2 separate regions of the Mus musculus genome follow, and region 2 is linked to region 1. A link is a contact called in ENCODE Hi-C or POLR2A ChIA-PET data. All regions are on one chromosome and are shown on one strand. The core of a region is the stretch at or near the end of the contact, and the rest is flanking DNA. Distances in the headings are between cores, read along the strand shown.

The links. A loop is a pair of places that touch in the nucleus more often than their neighbours do. ChIA-PET counts read pairs that join two places held with the same protein, here RNA polymerase II (POLR2A).
Region 2: a loop to region 1 is called in a map of T-helper 17 cell, with 4 times the contacts of the local background. The contact joins the promoter of Fhl3 here to the promoter of Rragc in region 1. A Hi-C loop is called at or near these places in 2 of 37 maps with a recorded cell type or tissue (T-helper 17 cell and regulatory T cell). POLR2A ChIA-PET finds 5 or more read pairs at or near these places in 1 of 5 experiments (Patski).

The regions. Positions count from the first base shown.
Region 1 is chr4:123,915,893-123,918,872 of GRCm38, reverse strand. It overlaps Rragc (Ras-related GTP binding C), which reads right to left and starts at 1,440. Exons shown (of 7, transcript NM_017475.2): 1 at 1,106-1,440. The coding sequence starts at 1,339. It also overlaps D130007C19Rik.
Region 2 is chr4:124,699,335-124,702,065 of GRCm38, reverse strand. It overlaps Fhl3 (four and a half LIM domains 3), which reads right to left and starts at 1,367. Exons shown (of 6, transcript NM_010213.3): 1 at 1,215-1,367.

The sequences.
Region 1 (2,980 bases), core at 191-2,690:
ACAGCAGGGCTGGAGATGTAGCTTTAAGGCTTGCCTGATACAACCCTAACATACAGCAAATTTGTCTCTCAGTGTTAACTTGGAAGAGAGAAAAAGTTCTCATAGGTTTCAAGTGGTAGTTACTTAGCATAAGCACTCCCCCCAAAGGTCTAACTTTGACACAGACGTGAGAAAATAAAACAGTTGTCCAGCAAGTGCAGGGGCGGAAGATGTGGGGGTAGGCAGCGATGTTGCTTTTTAAAAACACCACCCCTACAAAATACCAGAGATTTCTGTTTGGACAGACCTTTGTGTCAGAGTGGAAATGGGGAAAGCATGGTTGTCTGTGACCGTAGTTTTACCAGAAGTTCGCTCTGTTTGTAATGGGAATGGCTGATTGAAAGAAATCAACCCTGCCTCTATTTCCCTAAAAATACAAAGCCTTAGGCATTCATTCTATTCGTTCACGACGGACCCAAGTGAAAACAAATGCACTGATGTCTGTCCGCCTGCAAAACCGTCTCCAAAGATCGCTGTGACCAGCTACTGGGGACTGTCACCTGTAACTGCAACCACAGGGCTACAAGTTCTAAATAAAGTAGGTGTAGCGATAGAGTCCCCCCCCCCGCCCCCCCCCCCAAAAAATGTTTTTACAGAAGTCTCCAACAGACTGACAACAAACACTGAGATGCCCAGTGTCTTCGCCACAACACTTTCAGGCGCCGCTACGGTCCAGAGGCTGGGAGGAGATCCCTGAAAACTCCTGTCACCTAAGTGAGATGCGGCGGGACAGCACGCTCACCAAGTTCTCCGCGTGAGAACCGGGGACGACGGGTCGGTTTCGTCAACGCCACAAGGGCAGCGACCAGAAGGGAGGAGTTCTAGGGCGGTGACCGGCACCTGCCTCCTCCCTCCAGCCAGCGTCGCCTCCTGGCCCCCCTCGACCCTCGGAGGCCCAGGTCGGGGACCCTGGGCGAACCGCGCCCAGGCTCTGCGCTCGCAGGTGTGGACAGTGCCCGGGGACGCAGCGCCAGGCCTCCACCCTCTCAGGCCTCCTGGGCACCCGCCACCTGAGCGCCGTGGGCCGGGCAAAACCAAGGGCAGGCGGCGGCTGCGGGGCGCTCACCTTCTGGATGGAGGATTTGCCGCTGCGCCGGAGCCCCATAAGCAGGATCCTCGGCTTGGAGCTGTCAGCGCCGCCCGGGCCGCAGCCGCCGCCGGCCCCCGCGCCTCCGCCGCCACCCGCCGCTGCCTCCTCTTCCTCCTCCTCCACGCCGTAGCCGAAGTCCTTGGGGAACGAGTCGGCTGCGCCGTAACTGCCGGCCAGGGGCGTCTCCTCCGCCCCGTACTGCAGGGACATGGTGCTGGACCACCACCGCCCGCGCCCTGACAGGCCAGGCCAGGTTAGGCCGCCGCCTCCCCAGGCCGCCGCTGTTGCCGCCGCCCCCGGCAGTAGCCGCCGCAGGGCCCGCCCATAAGCCCAGCTCCGATTGGGCCGCCGCCAAGCTTCGGTTTATTATTGGCTGGGCGGGCTGCCACTCTGGGACAACAGGGTAAGTGGTACTATCACGTGCCCGGAATCACCTGACTAGCAGCGGCAGAAGGGGGGGAGGCGTCACGAGGAGTTCGGCCTGGCCGCGCCTCTCGTCGGCCTCCGGGCCTTCGCCCTGGGGGCACAGCCCGCAACGCACCTCGGCCTTCCATGCGCGCGCTGGGCTGCTCCCCGCTCCCCGCCTTCTTCCGGGCTCCGAGAGCAACGCAGGGAAGCTTCTAGGCGTCTGGGTAAGAATTCTTTGTGCCCCCCTCCCTTGTTGCAGCTGCCCTGCCAGTATTTAGTGATGCTTGTCAGGTCCTGGGTACCAGGAAGGCACTGGAAACTGAATTGCCCCTCCATGCCCTCAAGTTGCTTGAAGCTGAACAGAGATTGGACTTCTGTGTAAGTTGACTCAGTACAGATTTTATGGGAAAAGGCCATGAGGATAGATGAATTGCTCTGGAATTGGGTGAGTCCACCGGAGGTCGTGTGTGAGCCAGTCCAGACCTATAGATTCGGCACGTGCGAAAGGCAATTAGGAATCTCAGTGATAACTTGCCTATGCTGGTACCTGGAACCCGATAAGGAAAACAGATACGAGCATGCTAAAACATCTTCTAATTCCGTAAGCAGATCGCTGATAGGATACTGCTGCCCTTATATTCTACCGACTCCATCTTCACGCCCACCTAGTGCCCCTCCAGTAACCCATCCAGCAACTGAGTACTTGACTTCTTTGTGATTAGAGACTAGAGGAATTAGGGCTAATGAAGGCAAATGATTACTGCCAAAGTATGTTTCAGAAAGTTGTAAATGTCTCGGACTCCCAGAAGTGGAAATTTGACAACCCTTAAAATACAGCCGTGTACACTCAAAAGGAGTTGGGGTAGGGATAGGGCTTCTGGTTTTACAAAGTGACTGTTGTTTGCAGGGCTAAGGATGAAATTCGGGGTCTTTTGCGCATGCTAGGGAAAATTCTACCACATAGTCTCATCTCCTACTCAGACAGACTGATCTGACTGTAGAGAGAAAAGTAAGCTCTAGTAGGCCGTCACAACCTCACCTAAAAAATATCAACTCCACAGTACCTAATAGACAGGCAGAATGCACTTAAATATGCGTGTGTCTCTCAGTATCAATGGGAGAATGCTTTCAGGACACCCTTAATCCGATTAACCGACTGGAAGACGGTCAGATTCCTAGTATAGGCTATTTACATGTGAACCTATGCACACTCCATGTACTTTATATTATCTCTGCATTAATTATAATAACCAGTACAATGAAAAATGAAATTGTGTCTTTGCCAGGCATGATATGATGGCCCACATCCGTAAATCTCAGTACATCTGAGGCAGGTGTAGAATTCCCCCCAAAAAGTTCTAAGTCAGCCCACTCTACACATCCTTGACAGCCTTAGCTAGAAACCCCTTTTTTAAAGAATGGGATGTGTGTATAAATAGTTGT
Region 2 (2,731 bases), core at 118-2,617, 780 kb before region 1:
CCAATTACCCATGCCAACTGCTCAACCCTTTAGTATATCCCCCTTCCCCGCCTCCCGCAACCCCCCCCCCCCGCCCATCCCAAGTCCAGGAGGACCCTGGCCAGACCCCACAGCTGTAACTCAGAGAAGACCCCTCCCCCTTGACAAGAGACTTAGGGGAGAAATTAGAGCCCCCCCCCAACCAGGCACCAATCCCAAACTCTCCACTGCCCCTCTTCCCCACAGGGCCTGGAAGTCAAAGCAGTTTAGGGCGAAGGGAGCAGATCCTGCAGCTGCTCCGAGAACAGGAGAGGGACATTTCATTCACCCCAGAGTCCCCTAGGGCTGAAGCAGAGCGTCCAAGATTTGAGTTTAAAAATAAGTTGGCGCTGTCTTAGTGGCTGTGTGTGTATGGGGCTCTCTCTCTCTCTTCAGCTCAGCTTTACAGCCTCAGGTCCTCTGCCTCCTGGGGGATGGGCTGGCTAAGAGTCAATTTCCCCCTAGCCTTGCCTCCACCCTTTCAAGCCTGGGGCAGCTGTCAGTGAACACACTAGGTGTCTCTCCTCAGCGAACTCTAGCCTCCACTCCGTACCTCTCAGTACCCTTGAGCTTAGTCAGTACCCGTCTTTGTGTTTGGGTGAAGGTGTTCCTGTATCTCTGGAGCTGTGTCCCAGTAGGGCCTCCACTCTGGGGATCTCTATCCCTGTTCATATCCAAGTCTTGGTCTCTCTCGACGTCTCTATGTCTCTGACCTGAGAGTCTCTTTAGGCCTCCGGGAGGCAGATTTAGCGCTAGTCTAACAAGCTCCAGCCTCGGGGCCCTCCAAGGCCCTGGGAAGGGTGCTAGCAATGAGTTCCCTGGGGCCATACATTTGCTTCTTAAAATGCTCCCCAGAACCCGGGTCCCCGCCGTGCCTCGAGAAGTTCATCCGGCCATTCTCTGCCCTCGTTGGAGTGGTCCCGGTAGCCTCCTGGGGCGCGCGTCCTTGTCTGTTCTACCAGGCTCCCTAAGAGCCTCAGTTTCTCCAACCCTGCTGATCTCTGTAGCTTTTCTAGTTCAAACTTGGTCCCCACCCCTTGCAACTCTGGCGGTCCCCGCCCGGCCGGGAGGCGCGGAGCGGTGGGGTCCGTGCAGGCGCGTGGGGTCCCGAATTCGGGATGCCCCAGCAGAAGACAGGGGTGAGGGGCCCAGAGAGCGACCCTGGTCCGAGCGCAGCTGGGGCGGGGGACTCTCACCTCGAAGCGGGCGCGGGAGCTGGGCGCGCGCGGCGTGGGTGGGGCGGGAGCCGATCGCCCGGCGGCTCCTACCTGTGGGCCAGGCGGAGGGGGGCCGAGAGAGCAGCGGCGAGGTAGCCGGCTGCGACTGACTGTGTGGGCGAGTGGGCGCGCGGCCCTAAGCCTCCGAGGAAGTGCTCGGGCCCGCCCCGCCCGGACCCCGCCCCCGGGCCCCCAACCCGCCCGCAAGGGCCAGACCCCGCCCCCTCCTGCCTGCGGCGAGCCCAGCCCAGTCGAACCTGGTGCTCTGACCTCCTCGACCACTCCTTGCTCGCCCCCTGCAGCTTAACCCGCCTCCTGCGCCCTTCGGACCCCGGGGGACGGCTGGAAGCGATCTCAGGCCAGGGGTGCAGAGCTCCTAGGACTAGCTAGAGTCCATCTGGAGACCAGACCTCCCTTCCTCTTTTCCCTCTAGCTCATCCCCAGATGTTACACTAAACCTTAGCTTGGGAAGGAGGCCTTAATCCAGCCGGCTGGAGGCGTGGTTTTGATTCTGCCTTACCAGCGGAGATCAAGGTTTTTTTTTTTTTTCTAGAAACTTGGGCTAAAGAGAGCGAGCCTTTATCCTCCTCAATTTCAAAGGGCTTTATTCTATAAGCGACTGGCGAAAGCACAGGCAACAACCTCCCCATCCTCAACTGTGCCCTGGCACTGAGGTTTCTATAGTGCCCAGGAATAGTTTTGACCTTTGAGGCTCAGGGAGACCCTAATCCTCGGCCTCCCTGGCTTTGGGTTTCTCGAGAGGGTGTGTGAACAGTGCGAGTGGTTGGTGCAGGCAGGGGTGGTTAAGAAGGGAGGGAACTTGTGCAGTTTTTGATCCTCCAGCTTCTACCCTATTCCGGGAAGGGAGGACTAGTGTCTGCCAGGGACACGAGGCCCATCCAGGTCCTTGAGGCCACCCCCCTTGGGATCCTCAGGCTTGTCACTAGGAATAAATAGCCTTGATCTGGAGGGCGGGGTGGGGGTGGGGGAGCTCTGTTGTGCTGTTTGCAAAACAAGAGACAACAAACTAACCCTGGTAATAACCTTTGCGTCTCGGGGATGATTCAGATGTCCAGAGAGGCCCCCCCTAATTCAAGGCTGCATCCAGCCTTGCTAGCATTTTGGGGATTAAGACCCTTCAAGGCTGGTGTGGCGCCTTCCCTTCTGTATCAGGGGTCTGGTTGCTAGGTCCTAAGACAGCCTCTAGGCCAGGTTTTCTTTCAGAGTTAAAGGATTGCTTAAATGTTGTTGATTCTTAAATTGCAAATGCCACGAGGGCAGAGGTTGGGTCGGTTTTTTTTTTTTTTTTTTTTCACTACTGCATTCCCAGTATCTACTCCAGTGTTTGACCTGCAGTAAATGAGGGATGAATGTCACACACTGCTTTCATTTGGACCCCCTGCCACTCCCTGCCAGGCACCTACTATCAGACAGTCTGAGGGTGAGCCCTTCCTCTGGGACTTGTCTCCCAGGTCTAGGGAGCTCTATGTACAGGA